Regions from separate parts of the Mus musculus genome. Here regions 1 and 2 are each linked to region 3. Evidence: chromatin loops called from intact Hi-C (ENCODE). Cell type or tissue: heart. All regions are shown on one strand. Links, peaks and the distances in the headings refer to the core of each region. The heading gives the core; the rest is flanking DNA.

Region 1 (10,761 bases), core at 1,288-9,287, 200 kb after region 3:
TAAACTGAACAACTCTAAAAACAGCTTCGAATCATTTTGCATTCAATGCTTTTCCTGTTCTTTTACTGCTAAGCTTACAAGTATTCTTAGGGTATCTATGTTCACCCACATTTTCTTCAAGTTCTTTTCTTAGATTAAAAAAAACTGATCAAACAAAAATTTGATGACAGGAATTTTTGTCATCAGAACACATTAAGCAAAACTTGACTTTTAACTGTTTTTATTATTGGATACTATTGTCAAGGTTCCATAGCATTTTTCAGGTAATTATTTTTAATGGTTCCTATTTTTCATTGCTTTTTTTTTTTTTTTTTAATTGAGAACTTCTTAGGGCAAAGTTGATGCCAGGGCCATGGTAGTGACAGATTCTACTTTACAGAATATTCCTTCATTCACAGTGATCCCATTTTGACACAGAAGTTTGTATTTGTGGACATGGTAAGTGAGACAAAATTTTCTGGTGAACCAAGTACCTGTATTCTTCACAACTTTGGAAAGGAGGTATTATTTTCCACATTTTGCAGTCACTGAGGAGCCAATGTCAGGAAGGACACATAATTTATAGTCTCTGAGGTGGTGTAACAATGATTAAAAAAAAAAAAGTCTCTGATTTCAAAACCCTCTGTCACCTGAAGAGGCCTATAAAACCACAGAAGAAATCTGGCTGTGGCTTTGCTGCTGACTCCTCTCCCTCACTTCAGTCATCCTCAAGAGGCCAACTGGCGGTGACTTCCTGATTTATCCTCCAGGGGACGATGGGATTGGGGCTCACCGGGTAACCAAGCTGCCCGGTGGAGGCCTGGGCAGAAAGTCGCCGGGGCCTCAGTCACCCCTGTGGGTTCTCCGCGCTCTCAGGAGCAGACGTCTCGCGCAGGGCACCGCCCTGCCTGACCCACGCGGGGACACAGTGGTAGAGTGGGACGGCGAGGCTCCGCGTCTCTGTCAGCGGCCTAGCCGAAGGGCAGCCGCCATGTCCCGGGTACTGGTCGTGGGCGCTGGGCTAACCGGAAGTCTGTGTGCCGCGCTGCTGAGGAAGGAAATAACCGCCCCCCTGTACCTCGGCCTGTGAGACAAGGGTGGGGATATAGGTGAGTTGTTAGGACAGCCAGAGCGTAACAGGCCTCTCCTCGGTGAAGTAGGCGGGCCACCCAGTCGCTCTGAGAGAAAATCCCAGTCAGTGGGGGCTTCTCCGGCGCAGACGCCGCGGCTGAGCGCTCTCCGTGTGAGAGCTGTCACGTGACTGGAGGCTGCTGCCGCCCAAAAGCCGCTTCTGGTGTAGAGAGGACTGGACCCGGAGCCCTGCCCAGAGGCGGTGCACAGAGCCCTGCCCAGGGAAGCTTGTGACCCGCAAGCATCCGCCCACCGGAGCCCTGTGGGCTAAGCTGCTCTCTATCATTGAAGCTTTCTCCAGGATGCAGATCCCCAAATCCACCTCGACCAAGACTTCCCAGACGTCTAGAATAAGAGGCCTTCTTGTACATCCTGACTGAGGAACGTTTTTTTTACTCCTTGTGGCGTTCCATCCGTTTAGTTTTAGTCATCCATTAATTCGTTCATTTGTTCAGATTAACACAATTTGTACTAATGACATTGTAAAGCAATGCTGTATTATTCATGAGTTTCATGAGTTATTTCCTCAAATTAAAAACAAAACCAAACAACAACAACAACAAAACAAAAAACAAAACAAAAAAAACAGGACCAAATAACCAAGATAATGAGCGATATAAAGTCTTTAGCTTACCTTAATGAGTTTAATGTATTTGGACAAAGACAATAAAGCAACCAAGCTAGGGTGACTTGTACAATTTCAAGAAGTTCATTTATGACTGACAGTTGCTTATGAATTATTTTAAGGGGGAAGAATGATTACTGCCAGCAGTCCTCATAATCCCCGATGCACAGCTGACTTGGGAGCTCAGTACATCACCTGCTCTCCTCATTATGTCAAAGAGCACCAAAAGTAAGTTAGTCACCACAAGTTTTAGTAGATACATATGTGGTGTAAAATGATACAGATCATCCATTCTAAAACATTTTAAACTTTGCCTCTTATGACAATGACATGTTCGTATTGTCCTTATGAAGGTTGGATGAAATTGTATATGGAACAATAAAAAGGGACCCTCAATAACATGTAGTTAGTTGCTGGTGTGGAAGATGGCAGATAGTAATGACAGTCAGTATTTTCCTTATTTTTTTATTAAGTATTTTCTTTATTTACATTTCAAATGTTATTCCCTTTCCTAGTTTCCCCTCCAAAAGTCTGCTATCCTCCCCCATTCCCCTGCTCCCCAACTCACCCACTCCTGGTTCCTGGCCCAGGCATTCCCCTATACTAGGGCATAGAACCTTTACAGGACCAAGGGCCTTTCCTCCCATTGATGAGCGACTAGGCCATCCTCTGCTATATATGCAGCTAGAGCCACGAGTCCCTCCGTGTGTTTTCTTTGGTGGTTTAGTCCCAGTTAGCTTTGGAGTTACTGGTTAGTTCACATTGTTGTTCTTGCTAAGGGGCTGCAAACCCCTTCAGCTCCTTGGGTACTTTCTCTAGCTCCTTCATTGGGGACCCTGTGTTCCACTTCTGTATTAGTCAGGCACTGGCAGAGCCTCTCAGGAGACAGCTATATCAGGCTCCTTTCAGCAAGCTCTTGTTGGCATCTGCAATAGTGTCTGGGTTTGGTGGTTGTTTATGGGATGGATCCCCAGGTGGGGCAGTTTCTAAGCACATTTAAAATGAGGCATATAATACTTTTCTATGTACTTTTCTTGTTTATAGAGTGAAGTAGGAGTTGGCTAACATCAGCAGATTTACATATTCTTGAAGCATTTCTGTTCTTCAAGTTTTGTTTAAAATCATATCCACTGCTTAATTATATGAGGATTTATAGTGTGATTTGATGTTTAATGTCAAATGGTTAGATAAAGCAAGACAGTTGTAGAGCTAATTAAACTATACATTTACATTTAATGATTATTTCAGTTTTTATGAGGAACTGTTAGCTCATGGAATTTTGAAGCCTCTGACATCCCCCATTGAAGGAATGAAAGGGAAGGAAGGAGATTGCAACTTTGTGGCACCTCAAGGATTTTCTTCAGTTATCAAGTACTACTTGAAAAAGTCAGGTGGGAAATGGATTTTCTCTGTCTCTTAGGATAAAAGTTGTGGGTTAAATGCTGGTATCGTATAGATTATGAAAATAGTTAAACTCTCAGTCAGCCTTTCCTTCCTCCAAATAACCCTGACCTCAGTTTTGAGTGTGTGCACTTTTACAAATTTTGGTTTTCCTATGCATGAAAACAAAGCTCTGTCACTAATTACTATTCATTTGTTTATATTCATTTCCTTAAAATATGAGCAAAGGGGATTATTATAGAAACTATTCAGTATCTTTCTGTTTCATATCTTTGGCATGTTTTTAATCAACAAATTTAACTTGCTTTCTTTTCTTTAATGATATCCAAAATAGGATAGTATGTGTGTGTAATCATTTATTCAACTTTCTTGTGTACATTTCTATTTTGAAGATTGGGAAGATGTCTGTGTTTCTGAGTATACAAACGCACTTTTCTATCCCTCTCCTTGGCATAACAGTAGGATGTATTGAATCCAATAGATTGTGCTTCTCTTAAAGACCAACTCATTGGTAGTGAATGATTATGTTCCTCACATGGATATCATACCACCTGCAATGGGCTGGGCTATCCCTCCAGCAATCAATAATTAAGAATATGCCCTATAGCTTGTTTTTATGGAGGCATTTTGTTTTTGCTTTTTGTTGTTGCTGTTGTTTATATTTGACCATTTTTATTGTTTAAAGCATTTAATTACTTCATAATCAGAGGTATATTTTGTTTATACACATAGTGAAAGCAATGGGGATGTCAACATAGTTAATCTTCAGTGTCTGCACCTCAAATTTCCAACTTAAAACACTGAAAAAAAAATCTCACAGCTCTGACTTTCTACTGTTCTGTTTTGTTTTGTTTTGTTTTGTTTTGTGTTGTTTTCTCATTTGTCATTGTTACTTACTAGTGTGGGATAATTGAGAGTAACAAAAGGACTGTAGCTATCACTTACTAACTGTTTTGCTTTGTTTGTTTGCTTTCTTGAGATAGGGCTTCTTTTAAAAAACAATAGTTTGTTTCTTTTGCAGAAACAACTATCTAACTGCTTTTGCACAGTAGTATTTACATTTACCATTCTCTTTCCTGTCCATATGTTTACTTTTTTCTAACCCTGATATGAGGAAAGTAAGCCTGTGTAGTTCTCTCTCACAGTTCTCCCTGCTGACTAATTATGACATGTATTTATCCCGTACAATGTTCTTTCAGGGATGCTGGAAAGTAGCATACAAACTATAGATGAATTTCCCTTTTTTTTTCTTTGTTTGTTCTTTTTTTCTTTGATATTTTCTTTATTTACATTTCAAATGTTATTCTCTTTCCTGGTTTCCCCTCTGAAAATCCTCTACCCCATTCCCCCTCCCCCTGCTCACCAACCAACCCACTCCCGCTTCCCTGTCCTGGCATTCCCCTACATTAGGGCATTGAGCCTTCTTAGGACCAAGGGCCTCTCTTCCCATTGTCCAACAAGACCATCCTCTGCTACAAATGCATCTGGAGCCATGGGTCCCTCCATGTGTACTCCTTGGTGGCTTAGTCCCTGGGAGCTCTGGGGGGGGGGGTCTTGTTGGTTGATATTGTTGTTCTTCCTATGGGGCTGCAAACCCCTTGAGCTCCTTCAGTCCCTTCTCTAACTCCTCCATTGGGGACCCTGCACTCAGTGCAATGGTTGGCTGCAAGCATCCTACTCTGTATTTGTCAGGCTCTGGCAGGGCCTCTCAGGAGACAGCTATATCAGGCTCCTGTCAGCAAGCACTTGTTGGCATCCAAAATAGTATCTGGGTTTGGTGACTGTATGTGGGATGGATCCCCAGGTGGGGCAGTCTCTGGATGGTCTTTCCTTCAATCTCTACACACTTTAATCAGTACATTTAAATTTCTTTCCTATGTCTTCAGGTCTCATCAAAACATTTCCAGGTGCTGCTAAAATGCAATCTGTGAGAAATGGTACAAGAAAAATTTGCTTCTATTTTCCTCCTTAAAATAGAGGAAACTGGATAGGGACATGGCTTAGTGGGTAAGAGGCTTGCTGTGAAAGCAAGATGACCTACATTTAAATCCCCAGAGCCCACACAAAGGCTGGGTGTGGCAGCAAGTGCCTGTACCCCAAGCAGAGGCAGGGAGATCTCAGTAGTTTGACAGTCAATCTAGCTGAAATGGCCAGCTTCACATTCAGTGAAAACTTTCCTCAAAACATTGGGTAAAGAACATCTGATAGACTCCTCTTTCTGGCCTCCACATGCTTAAACACAGATAGGTATGTCTGTACTACACACACACACACACACACAAAACACTGGAAGGAAGCTGGGAATGAACTGTAATAACAATATAATAGAAACACATTTACCTTTATAAAATGTCTAATCCCTGTTAGTCTTCTATCTATATAGCTGTGTGTAAAATTAAAAATTCTCATTAAATAGCATGCACAGAATGTTGCAGAATTCTGTCTTCTGGACATGACTTGGATGATTAGTCTCTCAAAATGTTAGCAAGATAAGATTACTTGCCCAAGACACTCACAAGGCTGTTCTCAGTAACAGTTCCTCATGGAACTGAGGTTAAAGACATTATGAAGCATCCCTGAGGATGTTTAAGTGGTTACTGTAGCTACCTGTATGTTTCCCATCCTTTTAAAATTACCCTAATTAAACGCATTAGTTTACTAACTTAGACTTGGATTGAACTACTTCGTGGTGTATTCTTATCCTCTCTTAATTGAATAGGAAAAGGATCACCTTGAGAAACTAGAAAGTAAAGACATAATTCCTTCCTGTTAATATACAGTGTACTGGTTGGGTAGAGAGACATTAAACTTTACCTTTAATAAAAATTCATACAATAAATGCTAAGAAGGGTGTGAGTATCATGAACGGATATTTGGCAAAAATACCTAATGTGGCACAGATTTCAAAGAGGTGAGCTGAAAAGATATGTCAGGGAAAATACCTCAGAGAAAAATGACATTTCACGGATACTTTAAAAGTGAACAAGTGTGAATTAGAGCAGGAGCCAAGTGATTAGAGTTCAAGAGAACAGGAACTAGAGCCATCAAGTAGACACAGCTAAGCACATCTGAGAAATTAAAAGTTCACTCTGCAGTCTACACCTACAAAACTTCTGATGGTCAACTTACAGAAAACCTTGAGACCATCAGAACTGATGTCCAAGAACTTTAGCTGAGGCAGGCAGAGATTTATAGGCTAGTTGATTTTAATCCCCTTTACGAACACACACACACACACACACACACACACACACACACGCACGCACGCACGCACGCACGCACGCACGCACGCACGCACGCACAGTGGGGATGTCAGGAGGGAAGAAGAGACAGAGAAAGAGACAGTGACAGAGAGAAACCAGCAACAATTCTCATTTCAAAGGATTATTTATAGGAAAAATGTAATCAAAGTAGAATTAGTTGCTTTAATTGTGGTCTGGATTATAGCATAGAATACAGAAGGTAAGCAGAACAAGACATTCCAGATAACTCAGAAGCTCAGCAGTGATGTTCTGTTGGGTAAATAATGGTGGGTAAAGAATAAAATTGAACATTATTTGTGCCTTCCCAAAGCAGAGGTGTTGTGGACTGCTGTCTGTTTTTTCTGTCCCCCTCAAAAGGGGTGCCTGTGTACAGGTGAGGTCAGGTAAAATCTTAGTCAGATAAGGCTAGAGCCTGTGCTTGGACAGTGGAAAAGAAGGCAAAGCTGAAAGTTGTAGAGAGGGTACAGAGAGACAGAGAGACAAGACAAAGACTGGAGAGACGAGATGGAACCTGTAGGAGAGGATGATGAACCAGAACCATGTGGTCCCAGGAGCCATAAGTAACTGGGGATTTGTTAGATGATTAAATAACGTAGGGCACATTTGTCCAATCTAGGTGTGCAGCAGTATCAATATCAGTTGCGCTTTGAGTTCTCTGTGTGGGCATATTGGGGGTTGAAGATTTACTATCATAAATCTGGCTGATAAATTGTAAGCTCTGGAGTTTTCAGTTTATGGGGCTATGGAACATACCCCTTGTCTTCCGGTTTGAAAGGAATGATGCTGCTTCGAGCAGAGATTGATCCTTGACCCAGTTGGCACCAAGTGCCCTCTAACTTCACATTTGACTTACAACATTTAGTTGCTTACTGTAGTGACGCATTCTTCAAGGGACAATGAAAGACATGAGGTATGTGGAATTCCCTGCCTGGCATGGAGATGGGAAAATACTAGTGGGTAGCTAGGACACAGCAAGGCATCCAGATATTTTGGATTGATGTCAAATGAGGGCCAAAGATAATGATGCTGAAGGACATCATAGGCAGAGAGAATCAGATTTGAGCTGGGCTTCTGCAGAATTGGAACTGCACAGGGAAGCTGGACTTATGCTGGAGTCTTAGCAACTGGGAAGGTGAAATGTCTCCGTGAGGATGGATACTGACTTCCCTGTGCTTTTGATCTTTACCATTGTGTTGTGATCTTTTCACATATCCAAGACTGGAAAAAAAATCCTTTTTTTCTGGTGTATAAGAGTATGGTACACATCTCTGTATGTATGCATGTTTGCATGTGTGTAGGTATATGTAGAGGGTGTACATATTAGCATGTGTAGTCTTGAAGCTGACACCCGAAGTCTTCCTCAGCTACTCAGTACATACTGATTGGGCCAGAGAGTTCATGGTTTGGGGTATAGCTAATTTCTTGTTTCCTAGTTTCCTGGCCAGCTTTTCCCCAGGATTTCCTGTCTGTGCCTTCTGAGGACTGGAATTTTAGACAGGACATTATTCCCTTCCCTGCATTTACATGGATTCAGGGGTTTCAAACTCCTGTCCTCATACTGAGCCATCTTTCCAGCCCCAGATTTGTTTCTAAAAGTCTTCACAAAACCTGAAATTTGAGATTTTAGTGTACTAAGAATTAATAATCCAAGTGGAATTTCTTTGAGTTTCTGGTATATGATTTATTCTCTTAACCAAATAATGACCAAAATCAAGTCATTTCGAGCACTGTAACTTGTATTTTATATTCTGTTGTTGTTACTTTACCTGTTGCTGTGTAAAGATGCCCTGGCAAGGCAACTTAAGAGAGAATGGGTTAATTTTGGCTGTTCAGAAGTACAGTCCATCATGGTGGGGAATCCTGGCAGCAGGAGCCTGTGTAACTGGCCATGCTGCATCTGCAGTTAGGAAGCAGACAATGAATTCTGATGCTCAGCAGGATTTCCTTTTTATGCAGTTTGGAATCCTAGCCTAGGAAATGGTGCCACCTACATTAAGTATAGTCACCCTGCCTCAATTAATGTCATGTAGGTAAAATTTTTAAAAACATGCTCAGAGGCTTGGGGTCCTAGGTTACTAGAGATACTACCAATTTAACAATGAGTGTAGCTGGGTGGTGGTGGCACACACCTTTAATCCCAGCACTTGGGAGGCAGAATCAGGTGGATTTCTGAGTTCGAGGCCAGCCAGCCTGGTCTACAAAGTGAGTTCCAGGACAGCCAGGGCTACACAGGGAAACCCTGTCTCGAAAAACCAAAAACCAAAACAAAAACAACAACAATAACAATAACAAAAAAACCAATCAGTGTTAACCATGACATGTGCTAAACATAGAAACAAAGTGGTTGTTCAGAATACTAGTGGCTCTAAAATTAAATGGTATGTAACATAAACAATTAGGGAAATGATTATAATAATTTTGTGGTGCATTCCAAGAAAGGAAGAAGGATGAAAACGTAGTCAGTGATTCTCTTAGTTCTGATCCTTAATGAGGACTTAATCTGCCCTATAGGCATGTTTTAAAATTGGTTAAGGGGCCATTCTTAGGTGTTACTAGTGATAATCAATTTCAAGTACATTTGCTGAAGTGTATGCACATTTGTTCTGCAAAGCTGACAAGCTTCCTAGTCACATGCTTGTGTTTTAGATCATGGTTTAACAGACTGAGCTCTTTCTCTTTAAATTCTGAAATACATTAGTATAATACGTTACAAATGGTTGACTAATGTGGTGGCTTGAATGCAAATGACCCTCATATAGGCTCTTGTGTTTAAATGCTTCCCCAGTTAGTAGAGCTGCTTGAATGGGATTAGGAGGTGTGGCCTTGTTGGAGGGTGTGGGTCACTGGAGATGGGCTTAAGTTTCAGAGCCCACACCATCCTCAATTAGTCCTTCCCGCTGCATCTTGGTTGTCTCAACATGTAAGCTCTCAGCTACGTCTCCAGTACTATACCTGACTGCCTGCTGCCATAATTCCCACCATGATAAGCATATACTCACTCTCTGAAACTATAAACATGCCCCCTCTCAATTAAATGCTTTCGTTTATAAATTGCCTGGTCATGCTGTCTTTTTACAGCAATGAAAATATAACTAGGAGAGTGTCTTAGTCAGGGTTTGTATTCCTGCAAAAACATCGTGACCAAGAAGCAAGTTGGGGAGGAAAGAGTTTATTCAGCTTACCCTTCCACATTGCTGTTCATCACCAAAGGAAGTAAGGACAAGAACTCACACAGGGCAGGAACTTGTAGGCAGGAGCCGATGCAGAGGCCATGGAGGGGTGCTGCTTACTGGATTGCTTACCCTGGCCTGCTCAGCTTGCTTTCTTAAAGAACCCACAACCCAGGACTACAAGCCCAGGGATGGCACCACCCACAGTGGATCCTCTCCCACCCTTGATCACTAATTGAGAAAATGCTTTACAGCTGGATCTCATGGAGGCATTTCCTCAAGGGAGGCTCCTTTCTCTGTGATAACTCCAGCTTGTGTCAGGTTGATACACAAAACCAGCCAGAACAGAGAGCTAATGCATATTTCCCCTTTTATTGAAAATAGATTATCTTCCAATATAATATATTCAGATTCAGATACTCGGGAGTTTTATAAATTACATTAAGCCAAAAGATTTTATGTGTGTGTGTGGGGTTGGGTGTGGGTGTGTACATACCCAAATATGTACACCCACACCCACACCCACCCCCCCCACACACACCAATGACCTGGTACAAACCTGTGTAGGTCCTGTGCATGCTGCCTCAATCTCAATGAGTTCATATGAGCTCAGTTGATTTAGAGAGAACTAATAAATTTTTTATGAAAGGAAGCTATGACATAGTACAAATCATAGTCTTGAGATTAGTAATTATAGCAGTATTTTATAATTGTTTCCTTTATAAAAACATTTATTGAAGGCCCAAGCGTTCAAGTGGTAGATGGAAGAATTACTACTGAATTGGGAAGATTAGATTAGATTAGATTAGAATTAGAGGCGGATGCTAGTACAGAAGCTAAGGTTGAGGAGCCTTTGTTCACTTGGATGGGTTCAGGTTGACATTTCATTTCTTCCTTATTCTCATGGAAAATCCTGACAACAGGAGCCTTCTTTTGCCTTTGGAGCAGGTGCAGAAGTCTCCCTCAAGCACTGTGTGACTCAGATCCACCTGAAAGATAACAAGTGGGAAGTCTCCACAGACACTGGCTCTGCTGAGCAGTTTGACCTTGTCATCCTCACCATGCCAGCTCCTCAGATTCTGGAACTTCAAGGTGACATTGTGAACTGTGAGTAGCTTTGCTGTTACCCTACTCAGGGCGGGATGAAGGGACACTGACTGGCTTTTCTCTTTGAGTGGAAGATCTGTTCTCA
Region 2 (10,761 bases), core at 1,854-9,853, 170 kb before region 3:
GGTATCCTAGGTTTTGGGCTAGTATCCACTTATCAGTGAGTACATATTGTGTGAGTTCCTTTGTGATTGTGTTACCTCACTCAGGATGATGCTCTCCAGGTCCATCCATTTGGCTAGGAATTTTATAAATTCATTCTTTTTAATAGCTGAGTAGTACTCCATTGTGTAGATGTACCACATTTTCTGTATCCATTCCTCTGTTGAGGGGCATCTGGGTTCTTTCCAGTTTCTGGCTATTATAAATAAGGCTGCTATGAACATAGTGGAGCATGTGTCCTTCTTACCAGTTGGGGCTTCTTCTGGATATATGCCCAGGAGAGGTATTGCTGGATCCTCCGGTAGTACTATGTCCAATTTTCTGAGGAACCGCCAGACTGATTTCCAGAGTGGTTGTACAAGCCTGCAATCCCACCAACAATGGAGGAGTGTTCCTCTTTCTCCACATCCTCGCCAGCATCTGCTGTCACCTGAATTTTTGATCTTAGCCATTCTCACTGGTGTGAGGTGGAATCTCAGGGTTGTTTTGATTTGCATTTCCCTGATGATTAAGGATGTTGAACATTTTTTCAGGTGCTTCTCTGCCATTCGGTATTCCTCAGGTGAGAATTCTTTGTTCAGTTCTGAGCCCCATTTTTTAAGGGGGTTATTTGATTTTCTGAGGTCCACCTTCTTGAGTTCTTTATATATGTTGGATATTAGTCCCCTATCTGATTTAGGATAGGTAAAGATCCTTTCCCAGTCTGTTGGTGGTCTTTTTGTCTTATAGACAGTGTCTTTTGCCTTGCAGAAACTTCGGAGTTTCATTAGGTCCCATTTGTCAATTCTCGATCTTACAGCACAAGCCATTGCTGTTCTGTTCAGGAATTTTTCCCCTGTGCCCATATCTTCAAGGCTTTTCCCCACTTTCTCCTCTATAAGTTTCAGTGTCTCTGGTTTTATGTGAAGTTCCTTGATCCACTTAGATTTGACCTTAGTACAAGGAGATAAGTATGGATCGATTCGCATTCTTCTACATGATAACAACCAGTTGTGCCAGCACCAATTGTTGAAAATGCTGTCTTTCTTCCACTGGATGGTTTTGGCTCCCTTGTCGAAGATCAAGTGACCATAGGTGTGTGGGTTCATTTCTGGGTCTTCAATTCTATTCCATTGGTCCACTTGTCTGTCTCTATACCAGTACCATGCAGTTTTTATCACAATTGCTCTGTAGTAAAGCTTTAGGTCAGGCATGGTGATTCCACCAGAGGTTCTTTTATCCTTGAGAAGAGTTTTTGCTATCCTAGGTTTTTTGTTATTCCAGATGAATTTGCAAATTGCTCCTTCTAATTCGTTGAAGAATTGATTTGGAATTTTAATGGGGATTGCATTGAATCTGTAGATTGCTTTTGGCAAGATAGCCATTTTTACAATGTTGGTCCTGCCAATCCATGAGCATGGGAGATCTTTCCATCTTCTGAGATCTTCTTTAATTTCTTTCTTCAGGGACTTGAAGTTTTTATCATACAGATCTTTCACTTCCTTCGTTAGAGTCACGCCGAGATATTTTATATTATTTGTGGCTAATGAGAAGGGTGTTGTTTCCCTAATTTCTTTCTCAGCCTGTTTATTCTTTGTGTAGAGAAAGGCCATTGACTTGTTTGAGTTAATTTTATATCCAGCTACTTCACCGAAGCTGTTTATCAGGTTTAGGAGTTCTCTGTTGGAATTTTTAGGGTCACTTATATATACTATCATATCATCTGCAAAAAGTGATATTTTGACTTCCTCTTTTCCAATTTGTATCCCCTTGATCTCCTTTTGTTGTCGAATTGCTCTGGCTAATACTTCAAGTACTATGTTGAAAAGGTAGGGAGAAAGTGGGCAGCCTTGTCTAGTCCCTGATTTTAGTGGGATTGCTTCCAGCTTCTCTCCATTTACTTTGATGTTGGCTACTGGTTTGCTGTAGATTGCTTTTATCATGTTTAGGTATTGGCCTTGAATTCCTGATCTTTCCAGAACTTTTATCATGAATGGGTGTTGGATCTTGTCAAATGCTTTTTCTGCATCTAACGAGATGATCATGTGGTTTTTGTCTTTGAGTTTGTTTATATAATGGATTACATTGATGGATTTTCGTATATTAAACCATCCCTGCATCCCTGGAATAAAACCTACTTGGTCAGGATGGATGATTGCTTTAATGTGTTCTTGGATTCGGTTAGCTAGAATTTTATTAAGAATTTTTGCATCGATGTTCATAAGAGAAATTGGTCTGAAGTTCTCTATCTTTGTTGGATCTTTCTGTGGTTTAGGTATCAGAGTAATAGTGGCTTCATAAAATGAGTTGGGTAGAATACCTTCTACTTCTATCTTGTGAAAAAGTTTGTGCAGAACTGGAGTTAGATCTTCTTTGAAGGTCTGATAGAACTCTGCACTAAACCCGTCTGGTCCTGGGCTTTTTTTGGCTGGGAGACTATTAATAACTGCTTCTATTTCTTTAGGGGATATGGGACTGTTTAGAAGGTCAACTTGATCCTGATTCAACTTTGGTACCTGGTATCTGTCCAGAAATTTGTCCATTTCGTCCAGGTTTTCCAGTTTTGTTGAGTATAGCCTTTTGTAGAAGGATCTGATGGTGTTTTGGATTTCTTCAGGATCTGTTGTTATGTCTCCCTTTTCATTTCTGATTTTGTTAATTAGGATTTTGTCCCTGTGCCCTTTAGTGAGTCTAGCTAAGGGTTTATCTATCTTGTTGATTTTCTCAAAGAACCAACTCCTCGTTTGGTTAATTCTTTGAATAATTCTTCTTGTTTCCACTTGGTTGATTTCACCCCTGAGTTTGATTATTTCCTGCCGTCTACTCCTCTTGGGTGAATTTGCTTCCTTTTTTTCTAGAGCTTTTAGATGTGTTGTCAAGCTGCTAGTATGTGCTCTCTCCCGTTTTTTCTTGAAGGCACTCATAGCTATGAGTTTCCCTCTTAGAAATGCTTTCATTGTGTCCCAAAGGTTTGGGTATGTTGTGGCTTCATTTTCATTAAACTCTAAAAAGTCTTTAATTTCTTTCTTTATTCCTTCCTTGACCAAGGTATCATTGAGAAGAGTGTTGTTCAGTTTCCATGTGAATGTTGGCTTTCTGTTATTTATTTTGTTATTGAAGATCAGCCTTAGTGCATGGTGATCTGATAGGATACATGGGACAATTTCAATATTTTTGAATCTGTTGAGGCCTGATTTGTGACCTATTATGTGGTCAATTTTGGAGAAGGTACCATGAGGTGCTGAGAAGAAGGTATATCCTTTTGTTTTAGGATAAAATGTTCTGTAGATATCTGTCAGATCCATTTGTTTCATCACTTCTGTTAGTTTCAGTGTGTCCCTGTTTAGTTTCTGTTTCCATGATCTGTCCATTGGTGAAAGTGGTGTGTTGAAGTCTCCCACTATTATTGTGTGAGGCGCAATGTGTGCTTTGAGCTTTACTAAAGTTTCTTTAGTGAATGTGGCTGCTCTTGTATTTGGAGCATAGATATTCAGAATTGAGAGTTCCTCTTGGAGGATTTTACCTTTGATGAGAATGAAGTGTCCCTCCTTGTCTTTTTTGATGACTTTGGGTTGGAAGTCAATCTTATCAGATATTAGGATGGCTACTCCTGCTTGTTTCTTCATACCATTTGCTTGGAAAATTGTTTTCCAGCCTTTCATTCTGAGGTAGTGTCTATCTTTTTCTCTGAGATGAGTTTCCTGTAAGCAGCAAAATGTTGGGTCTTGTTTGTGTAGCCAGTTTGTTAGTCTATGTCTTTTTATTGGCGAGTTGAGACCATTGATGTTAAGAGATATTAAGGAAAAGTAATTGTTGCTTCCTGTTATTTTAGTTGTTAAAGGTGGCATTCTGTTCTTGTGGCTGTCTTCTTTTAGGTTTGTTGAGGGATTACCTTCTTGTTTTTTCTAGGGCGTTGTTCCCGTTCTTGTATTGGTTTTTTTCTGTTATTATCCTTTGAAGGGCTGGATTCGTGGAGAGATAATGCGTGAATTTGGTTTTGTCGTGGAATACTTTGGTTTCTCCCTCTATGATAATTGAGAGTTTGGCTGGGTATAGTAGCCTGGGCTGCAGTTTGTGTTCTCTTAGTGTCTGTATAACATCTGTCCAGGCTCTTCTGGCTTTCATAGTCTCTGGTGAAAAATCTGGTGTAATTCTGATAGGCTTGCCTTTATATGTTACTTGACCTTTTTCCCTTACTGCTTTTAGTATTCTATCTTTATTTAGTGCATTTGATGTTCTGATTATTATGTGTCGGGAGGAATTTCTTTTCTGGTCCAGTCTATTTGGAGTTCTGTAGGCTTCTTGTATGTTCATATGCATCTCATTCTTTAGATTTGGGAAGTTTTCTTCAATAATTTTGTTGAAGATGTTTGCTGGACCTTTGAGTTGAAAATCTTCATTCTCATCCACTCCTATTATCCGTACGTTTGGTCTTCTTATTGTGTCCTGGATTTCCTGGATATTTTGAGTTAGGATCTTTTTGCATTTTCCATTTTCTTTGATTGTTGTGCCGATGTTCTCTATGGAATCTTCTGCACCTGAGATTCTCTCTTCCATCTCTTGTATTCTGTTGCTGATGCTCAAATCTATGGTTCCAGATTTCTTTCCTAGGGTTTCTATCTCTAGTGTTGCCTCGCTTTGAGTTTTCTTTATTGTGTCTACTTCCCTTTTTAGGTCTAGTATGGTTTTGTTCATTTCCATCACCTGTTTGTATGTTTTTTCCTCTTTTTCTGTAAGGACTTCTACCTGTTTGATTGTGTTTTCCTGTTTTTCTTTAAGGACTTGTAACTCTTTAGCAGTGTTCTCCTGTATTTCTTTAAGTGATTTATTAAAGTCCTTCTTGATGTCCTCTACCATCATCATGAGATATGCTTTTAAATCTAGGTCTAGGTTCTCAGGTGTGTTGGGGTTCCCTGGACTGGGCGAAGTGGGTGTGCTGGGTTCTGGTGATGGTGAGTGGTCTTGGTTCCTGTTAGTAAGATTCCTCCGTTTACCTTTCGCCATCTGGTAATCTCTGGAGTTAGTAGTTATAGTTGACTCTGTTTAGAGATTGTTCTTCTGGTGATTCTGTTACCGTCTATCAGCAGACCTGGGAGACAGATTCTCTCCTCTGAGTTTCAGTGCTCAGAGCACTCTCTGCTGGCAAGCTCTCTTACAGGGAAGGTGCGCAGATATCTTGTATTTGGACCTCCTCCTGGCCGAAGAAGAAGGCCCAAAACAGGACCTTTCTCAGACACTGTGTTGCTTTGGCAGTTCCCAGGTGGTACAGACTCTCACCTAAGCAGACTAAATTCCTAAGTTCCTTGGAGTCCCGGGACCAAGATGGCGACCGCTGCTGCTGCTGTGGCTTAGGCCGCCTCCCCAGCCGGGTGGGCACCTGTCCTCCGGTCCGGAAGGTGGCCGGCTGTCCCCGGCCCACACAGGGTGCTGCCTCAGCGCCTCTGTGCTTCTGCCTGTTCCAGAAGCTGTCAGGTTCTCTGGCGCACCCTCTCACCTGTTCAGACTAATTTCCTAAGTTCGGCGGGTCCCGGACCAAGATGGCGACCGCTGCTGCTGTGGCTTAGGTCGCCTCCCCAGCCGGGCGGGCACCTGTCCTCCGGTCCGGAAGGTGGCCGGCTGTCCCCGGCCCACACAGGGTGCTGCCTCAGCCCCTCTGTGCTTCTGCCTGTTCCAGAAGCTGTCAGGTTCTCTGGCGCACCCTCTCACCTGTTCAGACTAATTTCCTAAGTTCGGCGGGTCTCGGACCAAGATCGGTTTGCAGGTTTTTTAATGGTTCCTATTTTTCATTTTTTTTTTTTTAACTTCTTAGGACAAAGTTGATGACAGGGCAATGGTCATGGCAGATTCCATTTCACAGAATATTCCTTCGATCATAGTGATCCCATTTTGACACAGAAGTTGGTATTTGTGGACATGGTAAGTGAGACAAAATTTTCTGGTGAACCAAGTACCTGCATTCTTCACAACTTTGGAAAGGAGGTATTATTTTCCATATTTTGCGGTCACTGAGGAGCCAATGTCAGGAAGGACACATAATTTGTAGTCTCTGAGGCTGTATAACAACGACAGAAATGTCTCTCTGATTTCAAAACCCTCTGTCACCTGAAGTGGCCTATAAAACCCCAAAAGAAATCCAGCTGCGGCTTTGCTGCTGACTCCTCTCACTCACTTCAGTCATCCTCAAGAGGCCAACTGGCGGTGACTTCCTGATTTATCCTCCAGGGGACGATGGGATTGGGGCTCGCCCAGTAAGTAAGCTGCTCGGTGGAGGCCTGGGCAGAACGTCCCCTGGGCCTCAGTCACCCCTGCGGGGTTCTCCGCGCTCTCAGGAGCAGACGTCCCGCGCAGGGCACCGCCCTGCCTGACCCAGGCGGGGACACAGTGGTAGAGTGGGACGGCGAGGCTCCGCGCCTCTGTCAGCGGCCTAGCTGAAGGCCCGCCGCCATGTCCCGGGTACTGGTTGTGGGCGCCGGGCTAACCGGAAGTCTGTGTGCCGCGCTGCTGAGGAAGGAAACAACCGCCCCCCTGTACCTCGGCCTGTGAGACAAGGGTGGGGACACAGGTGAGTTGTTAGGATAACCAGAGGGTGACAGGCCTCTCCTTGGTGAAGTAGGCGGGCCACCCAGTCGCTCTGAGAGAAAAGCCCAGTCAGTGGGGGCTTCTCCGGTGCAGACGCCGCTGCTGAGCGCTCTCCGTGTGAGAGCTGTCACGTGACTGGAGGCTGCTGCTCTGGGAGGCGGCCTCTGGGGCAGAGAGGACTGGTCCGGGAGCCCTGACCCGGAAGGTGGTGCACAGAGCCCTGCCCAGGGAGGCTTGTGCCCTGCAAGCAACAACCCTGTGGGCTAAGCTCCTCTGTACCATCGAAGCTTTCTCCAGGATGCAGATCCCCAAATCCACCTGGACTAAGACTTTCTAGTCATCTAGAATAAGAGGCCTTCTTGTACATCCTGACTGAATAACCTTTTATATTCATTGTGGCGTTCCATCCATTTAGTTTTAGTCATTCATTACGTCGTTCATTTTTTCAGATTAACACAATATGTACTAATGACTAATTGTAAAGCAATTCTGTATTATTCATGAGTTTCTTCAAATTAAAAACAAAAGCAAAAACAGGACCAAATACCCGGGACAATGAGCGATATAAAGTCTTTAGCTACTTTAATGAGTTTAATGTTTTTGGACAAAGACAATAATAAATAAAGCAACCAAGCTAGGGTGAGTTGTATAATTTCAAGAAGTTCATTTATGGCTGACAGCTGCTTATGAATGACTAGTGCCAACAGTCCTCATAGTCCCCAATGCACAGCTGACTGGGTAGCTCAGTACATCACCTGCTCTCATTATGTCAAAGAGCACCAAAAGTAAGTTAGTCACCACAAGTTTTAGTAGATACATATATGGTGTAAAATGACACAAATCATCCATTGTAAAACATTTTAAACTTTGCCTCTTATGACAATGACATGTTTATATTGTCCTTATGAAAGTTGGATGAGATTGTATATGGAACAAGAAAAAGGGAGCCCAATAACATGTAGTTAGTTGCTGATGTGGAAGATGGCAGGTAGTAATGAAAGTCAGTATTTTCTTTATTTTTTTTAATTAGGTATTTTCTTTATTTACATTTCAAATGTTATCCCCGTTCCAAGTTTCCCCTCCAAAAGTCCGCTATCCTCATTGGAAACCCTGTGCTCTGTCTAATGGATGACAGTGAGCATCAACTTCTGTATTAGTCAGGCACTGACAGAGCCTCTCAGGAGACAGCTATATCAGTCTCCTGTCAGCAAGCTCTTGTTGGCATCTGCAATAGTGTCTGGGTTTGGTGTTTGTTTATGGGATGGATCCCCAGGTGGGACAGTTTCTAAACACATTTAAAATGAGGCATATAATACTTTTCTATGTACTTTTCTTGTTTATAGAGTGAAGTAGGACTTGGCTAACGTCAGCAGATTTACATTCTTGAAGCATTTCTGTTCTTTGAGTTTTGTTTAAAATCATATCCACTGAGTTAATCATATGAGGATTTATAGTGTGATTTGATTTTTAATGTCAAATGGTTAGATAAAGCAAGACAGTTGTAGAGCTAATTAAACTATACATTTACATTTAATGATTATTTCAGTTTTTATGAGGAACTGTTAGCTCATGGAATTTTGAAGCCTCTGACATCCCCCATTGAAGGAATGAAAGGGAAGGAAGGAGATTGCAACTTGTGGCACCTCAAGGATTTTCTTCAGTTATCAAGTACTACTTGAAAAAGTCAGGTGGGAAATGGATTTTCTCTGTCTCTTAGGATAAAAGTTGTGGGTTAAATGCTGGTATCGTATAGATTATGAAAATAGTTAAACTCTCAGTCAGCCTTTCCTTCCTCCAAATAACCCTGACCTCAGTTTTGAGTGTGTGCACTTTTACAAATTTTGGTTTTCCTATGCATGAAAACAAAGCTCTGTTACTAATTATTATCAATTTGTTTATATTCATTTTGTTAAAATATGAGCAAAGGGGATTATTATAGAAACTATTCAGTATCTTTTTGTTTCATATCTTTGGCATGTTTTTATGTCAATAAATTTAATTTGCTTTCTTTTCTGTAATGATATCCATAATATTATAGTATGTGTGTATAATCATTTATTCAACTTTCTTGTGTACATTTCTATTTTGAGGATTGGGAAGATGTCTGTGTTTCTGAGTATACAAACGCACTTTTCTATCCCTCTCCTTGGCATAACAGTAGGATGGATTGAATCCAATAGATTGTGCTTCTCTTAAAGACCAACTCATTGGTAGCGAATGACTATGTTCCTCACATGGATATCATACCACCTGCAATGGGCTGGGCTCTCCACCCATCAATCAATAATTAAGATTATGCCCTATAACTGTTTTTTATGGAGACATTTTGTTTTTGCTTGTTGTTGTTGTTGTTTATATTTTTCCATTTTTATTGTTTAAAGCTTTTAATTACTTTGTAATCAGAGATATATTTTGTTTATACACATAGTGAAAGCAATGGGGATGTGAACATAGTTAATCTTCTCTGTCTGAACCTCAAAATTTCCAACTTAAAACACTAAAAAGAAAATATCTCACAGCTCTGACTTTCTACTGTTCTGTTTTGTTTTGGCTTGCCTTGCTTTTTCGTAATAACATATTTTCTGTAAGAAAGAATATTTATTTAGAATAGATTTGAACAATGATCTTGCCCAATTTCTGAGTCTGAAAGAAAATACCACACAGTGGATGCATTGTAAAATGGGTCCATGTGGCTGAGTCTTCTGTAGATTTTAGAAAAATGGTGGGTGCTCAGTTCTAGAGGCTGCAAAATGCCAGGCAACATAACACAGTAAGAAGTATGTGCAGAAGGGGGCCACACAGATATCTAGAAAACAAGTGATAGAGACAAGCCAGATGTCCTTTTTGCTTTTTTTTTTTTTTTTTTATAACAAAATGTCCTTTGGAATCATCACTTCCACCCATACCTGACCTACTTCAGAGATACAGCATGGATCCATTTAATGGTGAGGTCCTCCTGACATAGTAATTCCAACTAGGTTCCACTTGCAAAGATTCCACTGTGTTTATACTTTAACTCTGAATTATCAACCTACCAGCAATAGACCCTGGAATACAAGTCACATTCAAGTAGTACCATATGCATTTCCTGCTATCAATATGCCAGACTTTTTTCTGGGAATATCAGGATAGAAATTTCTAAAGGAACAAATTTTTATATCAATTTTTCTATACAATGAATATTATGTTCCCAAGATATTATTCCAGTTTATTCTCATGTAGTGTGAATATGGACTTGCAGATGTTTTCATATCTTTTCTTGATAGAGGCTTGGTTTTTTTTCTATTGAAATTTTATGTGTCCTTGGTTGTTTTAAAACATCTTTGCTATTCATGCTTTATCATTTTTATGTTCTGAAGCTATCATATGCCAAATATATACACATTTTGCTCTTAAGTCAGTTATAGGGGAAAATGTCTTTAAAGTGGCATTGTTTACTATTGTAATCAATATTTTGACTCATTTTGTAATTCTATAGATAGCAGCTTTCAAAGGATTCAGTAAGAAAATATGGTTACAACGACTGTTTTAAGGAAAATACAGCCTGGTGAGTTGTTGTCCAGCTTAAAATCTAAAGAGAGCTTCAGTTTTCACACTAAGGATAAAGATGTGGAGAAATAGGGTATTGGCAGGTGATAGGCTCAGAACTAAGAAACCATGTCACTTGTGAGAGCTTTGCAACATTTGACATCTGATTTGACAAGCATCCAAGTTCATGGTTGAAGTAGGCACTGTTCACTTATAAAAAAGGTCATACAAAATATACACTCGTGCTATATTTATAGTGAGCAGGATGGAAAAAGGAAAATTAAAATTTCATTTGGACTAAAAGAAATAAAAATAATTATATTTGGTAACAGTGAGTATGATTATGAATTGTATTGCTTTAGGTTCAGTATTAAAGCATCAAGATGTTATTAAGATGTTATTTAGACAGTATTTAGACAGTGGGCAACATGAAGGTTGACATTTACAACACTGACTTCATTACTAAGATTATTTGAATAATACCCCCCTCCTTCCCCACTGCCTTTCTCTCAGCTTACTTGGTATCTTGATATTAAGGAATTGAACAATAAAATAAAATAAAGTAAAATGAAAGAAAGACAAGAAGCCATATCCTGTGCTTGGAATAGGAACAGGGACACTATCTATGGGGTTCATCT
Region 3 (10,761 bases), core at 927-8,926:
GCAGCAGAATGTTGGGTCCTGTTTGTGTAGCCAGTCTGTTAGTCTATGTCTTTTTATTGGGGAATTGAGTCCATTGATATTAAGAGATATTAAGGAAAAGTAATTGTTGCTTCCTATTATTTTTGTTGTTAGAGTTGGCATTCTGTTCTTGTGGCTGTCTTCTTTTTGGTTTGTTGAGTGATTACTTTCTTGCTTGTTCTAGGGCGTGATTTCCGTCTTTGTATTGCTTCTTTTCTGTTATTATCCTTTGAAGGGCTGGATTCGTGGAAAGATATTGTGTGAATTTGGTTTTGTTGTGGAATACTTTGGTTTCTCCATCTATGGTAATTGAGAGTTTGGCCAGGTATAGTAGCCTGGGCTGGCATTTGTGTTCTCTTAGTGTCTGTATAACATCTGTCCAGGCTCTTCTGGCTTTCATAGTCTCTGGTGAAAAGTCTGGTGTAATTCTGATCGGCCTTCCTTTATATGTTACTTGACCTTTCTCCCTTACTGCTTTTAATATTCTATCTTTATTTAGTGCATTTGTTGTTCTGATTATTATGTGTCGGGAGGAATTTCTTTTCTGGTCCAGTCTATTTGGAGTTCTGTAGGCTTCTTGTATGATCATGGGCATCTCTTTCTTTATGTTTGGGAAGTTTTCTTCTATTATTTTCTTGAAGATATTAGCTGGCCCTTTAAGTTGAAAATCTTCATTCTCATCAATTCCTATTATCCGTAGGTTTGGTCTTCTCATTGTGTCCTGGATTACCTGGATGTTTTGAGTTAGGATCCTTTTACATTTTGTATTTTCTTTGACTGTTGTGTCGATGTTCTCTATGGAATCTTCTGCATCTGAGATTCTTTCTTCCATTTCTTGTATTCTGTTGCTGATGCTCGCATCTATGGTTCCAGATCTTTTTCCTAGGGTTTCTATCTCCAGCGTTGCCTCGCTTTGGGTTTTCTTTATTGTGTCTACTTCCGTTTTTAGTTCTAGTATGGTTTTGTTCATTTCCATTACCTGTTTGGATGTGTTTTCCTGTTTTTCTTTAATGACTTCTACCTGTTTGGCTGTGTTTTCCTGCTTTTCTTTAAGGGTCTGTAACTCTTTAGCAGTGCTCTCCTGTAATTCTTTAAGTGACTTATGAAAGTCCTTCTTGATGTCCTCTATCATCATCATGAGAAATGTTTTTAAATCTGTGTGTAGATTTTCGGTTGTGTTGGGGTGCCCAGGACTAGGTGGGGTGGGAGTGCTGTGTTCTGATGATGGTGAGTGGTCTTGATTTCTGTTAATAGGATTCTTACGTTTGCCTTTCGCCATCTGGTAATCTCTGAAGCTAGCTGTTTTAGTTGTCACTGTTAAGAGCTTGTTCTTGAGGTGATTCTGTTAGCCTCTATAAGCAGACCTGGAGGGTAGCACTCTCCTTAGTTTCAGTGGGCAGAGTATTCTCTGCAGGCAAGCTCTCTTCTTGCAGGGAAGGTACCCAGATATCTGGTGTTCGAACCAGACTCCTTTCAGAAGTTGTGTTCCACTCACTAGAGGTCTTAGGATCCCGTGTGGAATCCTGTGTGGGCCCTTGCGGGTGTCAGGCGACTCCTCTGGCAAGGTAGCCCGGGGCTCGAGTGGAGCGGAAGGGGCTTGTGCCCCAGGTCAGGCCCGGGTAGCCTGCTTCCCCATGTAAGGCAGTCTCAGGTTCTGCATCATTGGATTGGAGCAGGCGCTGTGTTCCACTCAACAGAGGTCTTAGGATCCCGTGGGGAGTCCTTTGTGGGCCCTTGCAGGTGTTGGGCAAGACTCTGCTGGCAAGGTAGCCCGGGGCTCGAGTGGAGCAGAAGGGGCTTGTGCCCCAGATCAGGCCCGGGTAGCCTGCTTCCCCATGTAAGGCAGTCTCAGGTTCTGCATCATTGGATTGGGGCAGGCGCTGTGTTTCACTCACCAGGGGTCTTAGGATCCCGTGGGGAGTCCTGTGTGGGCCCTTGCAGGTGTTGGGCGAGACTCCGCTGGCAAGGTAGCCTGGGGCTCGAGTGGAGCGGAAGGGGCTTGTGAGATCCCATTTTTCTATAGCTAATCTTAGAGCCCGGACCATGGTGTTCTAGTCATGAAATTTTCTCCTGTGCCCATGTGTTCAAAGCTTTTCCCCAATTTCTCTTTTAATAGATTCAGTGTATCTGTTTTTTATGTGGAGGTCCTTGATCCACTTGGACTTTAGCTTTGCACAAGGAGATAAGAATGGGTCAATTTGAATTCTTCTACATGCAGACCACCAGTTGTGTCAGCACCACTTGTTGAATACGCTGTACTTTTTTTCCCCACTGGATGGTTAAAGCTTCTTTGTCAAAGATCAAGTGACCATAGGGTTTGGGTTCATTTCTGGGTCTTCACTTCTATTCCACTGATCTACCTATCTGCCTCTGTACCAATACCATGTGGTTTTTATTACTATTGCTCTGTAGCAGAGCTTGAGGTCAGGGATGGTGATTCCTCCAGAAGTTCTCTTATTGTTGAGAATAGTTTTATCTATGCTGTTTTCTGTTGTTGTTGTTACAAATGAATTTGAGAATTGCTCTATCTCTATGAAGAATTAAGTTTGAATTTTGATGGGGATTGCATTGAACCTGCAGATTGCTTTTGGTAATATTGTCATTTTTACTATGTTAATCTTGCTGACCCATGATCATGGAAGATCTTTACATATTCTGAGGTCTTCTTCAGTTTCTTTCTTCAAAGACTTGAAGTTCTTTTCATATAGATATTTCACGTTCTTGGTTAGAGTCACACTATGATATTTATATTATTCGTGACTATTGTGAAGGGTGGCATTTCCCTAATTTCTTTCTCAAACTGTCTATCCTTTGAGTAGAGGAAAGCTACTGATTTAAGTTAATTTTATATTCAGCCACTTTGGTCAAGTTGTTTATCAGCTGGAGGAGTTCTTTGGTCGAACTTTGAGCTTTGTAATGTTTGACTTTTTTAGTGGACAAATGTTAAAGTTTATTGCAAATGCAACCACTGAATACAGTCATACAAATTTTACAGGGAATAGAAGAGAATAAGAATTACAATGCCGTTGATAGTCCAGAAGGCCTAAGTAATTTACATTGCTGATAGTGAGTATGGTATCTTGGTATCATAAAGCTTTTTCATTTCAATATATCATTATTATATTCATAATTATTGTATCTAGTCCTTAAGCCATGACTTTCCATTGAAATTTAACCTCTATTTCACAAACTATTTTCTACTAAAAGATTTATTTTTTCTTTACTAAATTGAAGTCCTGATATTAAGTAATTCAGTAAAACTCAGAAACAAACAAAGATCAAAACAAGTCTCACTCTAGAACAGGGAATAATATCACTTGGCTCTATCTCTTTCATGTTGGAGTTATTAATTTGACTTGAAAATGTGTGATTTTTAAAACATTGTAGATTTAATAGCACTGTAATCAATATCTCTATAGCCAGTAGTAAGGAGACTGAAAACATTTCATGTTTATTATCAGAGTATGTGCTTTGAAAAATATGCAGTTTAGAAGATTTAAGCACACGTGGTAGTTTTAATAAGAATGACATCTTTAAGATCATATAGTTGAATGCTTAATCACTAGGGAGTACAATTGGCAATTGGTTCTAATACTTTGTCTTAATTCTCTCCCAAAAGCAGCACTTTATGACACTGAGAGTCACTGCCTCCAGCTGGCTTTAATTGGTAAGAAAGAGTTGCTATATAGACAATAGCTGGGAAGGGAGATAGAGGCTGAACTTTTAGGTTTGCAGGTTTTTTAATGGTTCCTATTTTTCATTTTTTTTTTTTTTTAACTTCTTAGGACAAAGTTGATGACAGGGCAATGGTCATGGCAGATTCCATTTCACAGAATATTCCTTCGTTCATAGTGATCCCATTTTGACACAGAAGTTGGTATTTGTGGACATGGTAAGTGAGACAAAATTTTCTGGTGAACCAAGTACCTGCATTCTTCACAACTTTGGAAAGGAGGTATTATTTTCCACATTTTGCGGTCACTGAGGAGCCAATGTCAGGAAGGACACATAATTTGTAGTCTCTCAGGCTGTATAACAACGACAGAAATGTCTCTCTGATTTCAAAACCCTCTGTCACCTGAAGTGGCCTATAAAACCCCAAAAGAAATCCAGCTGCGGCTTTGCTGCTGACTCCTCTCACTCACTTCAGTCATCCTCAAGAGGCCAACTGGCGGTGACTTCCTGATTTATCCTCCAGGGGACGATGGGATTGGGGCTCGCCCAGTAAGTAAGCTGCTCGGTGGAGGCCTGGGCAGAACGTCCCCTGGGCCTCAGTCACCCCTGCGGGGTTCTCCGCGCTCTCAGGAGCAGACGTCCCGCGCAGGGCACCGCCCTGCCTGACCCAGGCGGGGACACAGTGGTAGAGTGGGACGGCGAGGCTCCGCGCCTCTGTCAGCGGCCTAGCTGAAGGCCCGCCGCCATGTCCCGGGTACTGGTTGTGGGCGCCGGGCTAACCGGAAGTCTGTGTGCCGCGCTGCTGAGGAAGGAAACAACCGCCCCCCTGTACCTCGGCCTGTGAGACAAGGGTGGGGACACAGGTGAGTTGTTAGGACAACCAGAGGGTGACAGGCCTCTCCTTGGTGAAGTAGGCGGGCCACCCAGTCGCTCTGAGAGAAAAGCCCAGTCAGTGGGGGCTTCTCCGGGGAGGACCGCCTCTGCGCGCTCTCCTTGTGAGAGCTGTCACGTGACTGGAGGCTGCTGCTCCGGGGAGGCGGCTTCTGGTGCAGAGAGGACTGGACCCGGAGCCCTGCCCAGGGAGGCTTGTGCCTGGCAAGCATCAGCCCATGGGAGCCCTGTGGGCTAAGCTGCTCTGTACCATCGAAGCTTTCTCCAGGATGCAGATCCCCAAATCCACCTGGACTAAGACTTTCTAGTCATCTAGAATAAGAGGCCTTCTTGTACATCCTGACTGAATAACCTTTTATATTCATTGTGGCGTTCCATCCATTTAGTTTTAGTCATTCATTACTTCGTTCATTTTTTCAGATTAACACAATATGTACTAATGACTAATTGTAAAGCAATGCTGTATTATTCATGAGTTTCTTCAAATTAAAAACAAAAGCAAAAACAGGACCAAATACCCGGGACAATGAGCGATATAAAGTCTTTAGCTACTTTAATGAGTTTAATGTTTTTGGACAAAGACAATAATAAATAAAGCAACCAAGCTAGGGTGAGTTGTATAATTTCAAGAAGTTCATTTATGGCTGACAGTTGCTTATGAATGACTAGTGCCAACAGTCCTCATGGTCCCAAATGCACAGTTAACTGGTAGCTCAGTACATCACCTGCTCTCATTATGTCAAAGAGCACCAAAAGTAAGTTAGTCACCACAAGTTTTAGTAGATACATATATGGTGTAAAATGACACAAATCATCCATTGTAAAACATTTTAAACTTTGCCTCTTATGACAATGACATGTTTATATTGTCCTTATGAAAGTTGGATGAGATTGTATATGGAACAAGAAAAAGGGAGCCCAATAACATGTAGTTAGTTGCTGATGTGGAAGATGGCATGTAGTAATGAAAGTCAGTATTTTTTTTATATTTTTTTAATTAGGTATTTTCTTTATTTATATTTCAAATGTTATCCCCGTTCCAAGTTTCCCCTCCAAAAGTCCGCTATCCTCATTGGGAACCCTGTGCTCTGTCTAATGGATGACAGTGAGCATCAACTTCTGTATTAGTCAGGCACTGAAAGAGCCTCTCAGGAGACAGCTGTATCAGTCTCCTGTCAGCAAGCTCTTGTTGGCATCTGCAATAGTGTCTGGGTTTGGTGTTTGTTTATGGGATGGATCCCCAGGTGGGACAGTTTCTAAACACATTTAAAATGAGGCATATAATACTTTTCTATGTACTTTTCTTGTTTATAGAGAGAAGTAGGAGTTGGCTAACGTCAGCAGATTTACAGATTCTTGAAGCATTTCTGTTCTTCGAGTTTTGTTTAAAATCATATCCACTGAGTTAATCATATGAGGATTTATAGTGTGATTTGATTTTTAAAGTCAAATGGTTAGATAAAGCAAGACAGTTGTAGAGCTAATTAAACTATACATTTACATTTAATGATTATTTCAGTTTTTATGAGGAACTGTTAGCTCATGGAATTTTGAAGCCTCTGACATCCCCCATTGAAGGAATGAAAGGGAAGGAAGGAGATTGCAACTTTGTGGCACCTCAAGGATTTTCTTCAGTTATCAAGTACTACTTGAAAAAATCAGGTGGGAAATGGATTTTCTCTGTCTCTTAGGATAAAAGTTGTGGGTTAAATGCTGGTATCGTATAGATTATGAAAATAGTTAAACTCTCAGTCAGCCTTTCCTTCCTCCAAATAACCCTGACCTCAGTTTTGAGTGTGTGCACTTTTACAAATTTTGGTTTTCCTATGCATGAAAACAAAGCTCTGTCACTAATTACTATTCATTTGTTTATATTCATTTCCTTAAAATATGAGCAAAGGGGATTATTATAGAAACTATTCAGTATCTTTTTGTTTCATATCTTTGGCATGTTTTTAATCAACAAATTTAATGTGCTTTCTTTTCTTTAATGATATCCATAATAGTATAGTGTGTGTGTGTAATCATTTATTCAACTTTCTTGTGTACATTTCTATTTTGAGGATTGGGAAGATGTCTGTGTTTCTGAGTATAAAAAGCACTTTTCTATCCCTCACCTTGGCATAACAGTAGGATGGATTGAATCCAATAGATTGTGCTTCTCTTAAAGACAAACTCATTGGTAGTGAATGATTATGTTCCTCACATTGATATCATACCACCTGCAATGGGCTGGGCTCTCCCTCCATCAATCAATAATTAAGATTATGCTCTATAACTGTTTTTTTTATGGAGGCATTTTGTTTTGGCTTTTTGTTGTTGTTGTTGTTTATATTTTTCCATTTTTATTGTTTAAAGCTTTTAATTACTTCATAATCAGAGATATATTTTGTTTATACACATAGTGAAAGCAATGGGGATGTCAACATAGTTAATCTTCTGTGCCTGCACCTCAAAATTTCCAACTTAAAACACTAAAAAACGAAAATATCTCACAGCTCTGATTTTCTACTGTTCTGTTTTGTTTTGTCTTGCCTTGCTTTTTTGTAATAGGGATTAACATATTTTCTGTAAGAAAGAATATTTATTTAGAATAGATTTGAACAGTGATCTTGCCCAATTTCTGAGTCTGAAAGAAAACACCATGCAGTGGATGCATTGTAAAATGGGTCCATGTGGCTGAGTCTTCTGTACATTTTAGAAAAATGGTGGGTGCTCAGTTCTAGAGGCTGCAAAATGCCAGGCAACATAACACAGTAAGAAGTGTGTGCAGAAGGGGGCCACACAGACATCTAGAAAACAAGTGATAGAGATAAGCCAGATGTCCTTTTTGCTATTTTTTTTTTATAACAAAATGTCCTTTGGAATCATCACTTCCACCCATACCTGACCTACTTCAGAGATACAGCATGGATCCATTTAATGGTTTGGTCCTCCTGACATGGTAATTCCAACTAGGTTCCACTTGCAAAGATTCCACTGTGTTTATACTTTAACTCTGAATTATCAACCTACCAGCAATAGACCCTGGAATACAAGTCACATTCAAGTAGTACCATATGCATTTCCTGCTATCAATATGCCAGACTTTTTTCTGGGAATATCAGTATAGAAATTTCTGAAGGAACAAATTTTTATATCAATTTTTCTATATAATGAATATTATGTTCCCAAGGTATTATTCCAGTTTATTCTCATGTAGTGTGAATATGGACTTGCAGATGTTTTCATATCGTTTCTTGATAGAGACTTGGTTTTTTTTTTCTATTGAAATTTTATGTGTCCTTGGTTGTTTTAAAACATCTTTGCTATTCATGCTTTATCATTTTTATGTTCTGAAGCTATCATATGCCAAATATATACACATTTTGCTCTTAAGTCACGTATAGGGGAAAATGTCTTTAAAGTGGCATTGTTTACTATTGTAATCAATACTTTGACTCATTTTGTAATTCTATAGATAGCAGCTTTCAAAGTATTCAGTAAGAAAATATGGTTACAACGACTGTTTTGAGGAAAATACAGCCTGGTGATTTGTTGTCCAGCTTAAAATCTAAAGAGAGCTTCAGTCTTCACACTAAGGATAAAGATGTGGAGAAATAGGGTATTGGTAGGTGATAGGCTCAGAACTAAGAAACCACATTACTTGTGAGAGCTTTGCAACATTTGACATCTGATTTGACAAGCATCCAAGTTCATGGTTGAAGTAGGCACAGTTCAGTTATAAGAAAGGTCATACAAAAAATACACTCGTGGTATATTTATATATTTATAATGAGCAGGATGGAAAAGGGAAAATTAAAATTTCATCTGGACTAAAAGAAATAAAAATAATTATATTTGTTAACGGTGAGTATGATTATGAATTGTATTACTTTAGGATCAGTATTAAAGCCGCAAGATGTTATTAAGATGTTATTTAGACAGTATTTAGACAGTGGGCAACATGATGGTTGACATTTACAACACTGACTTCATTACTAAGATTATTTGAATAACCCCCCCCCTCCCCACTGCCTTTCTCTCAGCTTACTTGGTATCTTGATATTAGGGAATTGAACAATAAAATAAAATAAAGTAAAATGAAAGAAAGACAAGAAGCCATATCCTGTGCTTGGAACAGGAACAGGGACACTATCTGTGGGGTTCATCTAAAGTGACAAAGTTGTGATTATTAAAACTGTGTGCTCAAATAGCACTTTAAAATAATACTTATAGTGGATAGAAAAGAGATGTTTGTGGCTCCTGGTTGTGTTTTGTTTAAAGCACATATTTTAAAACTTCAAAGAATAGTGGTGGAATACATGTGCTACACAGAGTTATAAAAATAGGCAAGAAAAGGTGTGGTGGCTACACAGGATGCCTTGGAACACATATCTTTAACATGTGGAAATCCATTCTCCTGGTTTTTCATTCATCTCTGCTATCATTTTTTAACCTTTCCTCCTATCCTCACTCTGATGCAAATAATGTAAAGGCCTTTGAATAAGTAAGTTCTTTAAATCATTAGCCAATGAATTATATACTAATCTAAGTCCTTTAGGGTAAATGTCAAAATATTATCAGTGAGGATCTATCAGCAAATTAGTTAGAATTATCTTGTTTTTAAAAAACCTGAGGGACAGAAAGATAGCTTTCATAAAACATATTATCAATTTTCATTATATCTAGGCAGATCGTTAATTATATCTAAGCTGTTCTTTGTCCCATAGATTTCTGCTGTGAGTATTCATTTTAAAGTTTTTGAGTTCATCTAAGGTTCTTATTATATAATATGAAAATTTTCACTGAAGGAATGTTACATAAGGACACAATGTAAATGCAATAAACTGAGATACATACTACCATGTCTTTTGCTCCTTCATGAAAATAACTATTTCCCTGCAGGTTTAAAATGCTCTGGCTGCTGAGAACAATGTGCCTTATTCATGTACTTGGTAAAATATTTTGTTTATTTGGACCAAAGAAGAATCCTGAAGCTCACATGAATGTTGTAAGCTATTCTGTTTTTAATTTATTTATTTTTAATTCTTTAATTATTTTCTACAGTCCAGACTTGATCCTCAACCCAGAATTACAGATACCCCTGACAGCTCCCCATCTGATACCTCCTCCCTCTGCCCCATCTCTAAGAGTATTTCTCCACTCCCCACCTTATGCATCCACCCCACCCCAGAAGATATCCCTACTCCCTGGAAGCTCAAGTCTCTGGAGAGTTAGCTACATCTTCTCTCACTGAGGCCAGACCAGGCAAACCTCTGCTGTATATTTGTAGGAGACTTCATATCAGCTGGTGTTTGCTGGTGGTGTCTCAGTGTTGAAGCAATCTCCAGGGTTCAGATCACTTTAGGCTTCTGGTGTTCCCATGGGGCCCGCCCTCCTCTTCTGTTTCTTCCAGCTTTTCCCCAACTCAACAACACCGGTCCCCGGCTTCTGTCAAGTCCATTGGTTGGACACTGCTATTTGCATCTGGCTCTTTCAGCTTCTTGTTGGGCCTCTCACAGGGAAGCCATCCTAGGATCCTGTGGGCAAGCACACCACAGCATCAGTAACAATGTTAGACCCCTGGACCTCCCATTCAGCTGGATTCCAATGTGGGCCTCTCACTGAACCTCCGATTATTTTTCATTTGTTTTTGTTTGTTTGTTTCTCAAGAGTCCCTGGACCTCCTTTCTCTCATGTTCTTCGCCATTTTTATCCCTACAGTTCCCTCAGACAGGGACAATTCTGGGTCAGAGCTTTTGACTATGAGATTGTAAGCCCATCCCTCCACTTGATGTCCTGTCCCTCCACTGGAGGTGGACTACACAAGTTCCCCTTCCCCACTGTAAATCACTTCATCCAAGATCTCTCCCTTTGAGTACTGAAGTCTCTTACCTTCCAGGTCTCTAGTACATTTTAGAGGGTCTTCCCACCTCCTACGTCCCAAGGTTGCCTGTTTCCTTTTTGCTGCTGACTCTCCGGGCTTCAGTACTGTTCCCTTCTTCTGCTCCCTGTCTGCTCTCCCATGCAGGACCCTTCCTCCCTCTGTCCCTGTAACTGCTTTCTTCTCCCTCCTAAGTAGGATTGAGTCATCCTTACTTAGTAGTTCAGGTTTTTAAACTTCTTGAGTCCTGTGGGTTGTGTCCTGAGTATTCTGTATTTTTGGATAAAATCCACTTATTAGTGAGTTCATAC

What was found. A loop is a pair of places that touch in the nucleus more often than their neighbours do. Peaks named below come from ENCODE experiments on the same cell type or tissue, not always from the same donor. Only the 100,000 strongest peaks of a DNase experiment are listed, where the experiment ranks them.
Region 1: a loop joins it to region 3, with 7 times the contacts of the local background. A loop is called at or near these places in 8 of 42 quality-filtered maps.
Region 2: it touches region 3 in a loop (10-fold over the local background); 2 of 42 quality-filtered maps call a loop at or near these places.

What each region holds. Positions count from the first base shown.
Region 1 is chr19:33,382,282-33,393,042 of GRCm38, reverse strand. Gm29998 (predicted gene, 29998) reads right to left here and starts at 1,242. Exons shown (of 4, transcript NR_166828.1): 1 at 474-1,242. It also overlaps the pseudogene Rnls. In heart, for the core only: no CTCF peak of the experiment used is centred there; no DNase peak of the experiment used is centred there; H3K4me3 peaks cover 307 bases; H3K27ac peaks cover 274 bases.
Region 2 is chr19:33,757,415-33,768,175 of GRCm38, reverse strand. Lipo2 (lipase, member O2) reads left to right here and starts at 6,225. Exons shown (of 11, transcript NM_001322338.1): 1 at 6,225-6,578; 2 at 8,142-8,283. In heart, for the core only: no CTCF peak of the experiment used is centred there; a DNase peak (open chromatin) is centred at 6,745; H3K4me3 peaks cover 263 bases.
Region 3 is chr19:33,583,686-33,594,446 of GRCm38, reverse strand. It overlaps Lipo3 (lipase, member O3), which reads left to right and starts at 4,136. Exons shown (of 11, transcript NM_001013770.4): 1 at 4,136-4,556; 2 at 6,104-6,246; 3 at 9,472-9,577. The coding sequence starts at 9,479. In heart, for the core only: no CTCF peak of the experiment used is centred there; a DNase peak (open chromatin) is centred at 4,676; H3K4me3 peaks cover 433 bases; H3K27ac peaks cover 329 bases.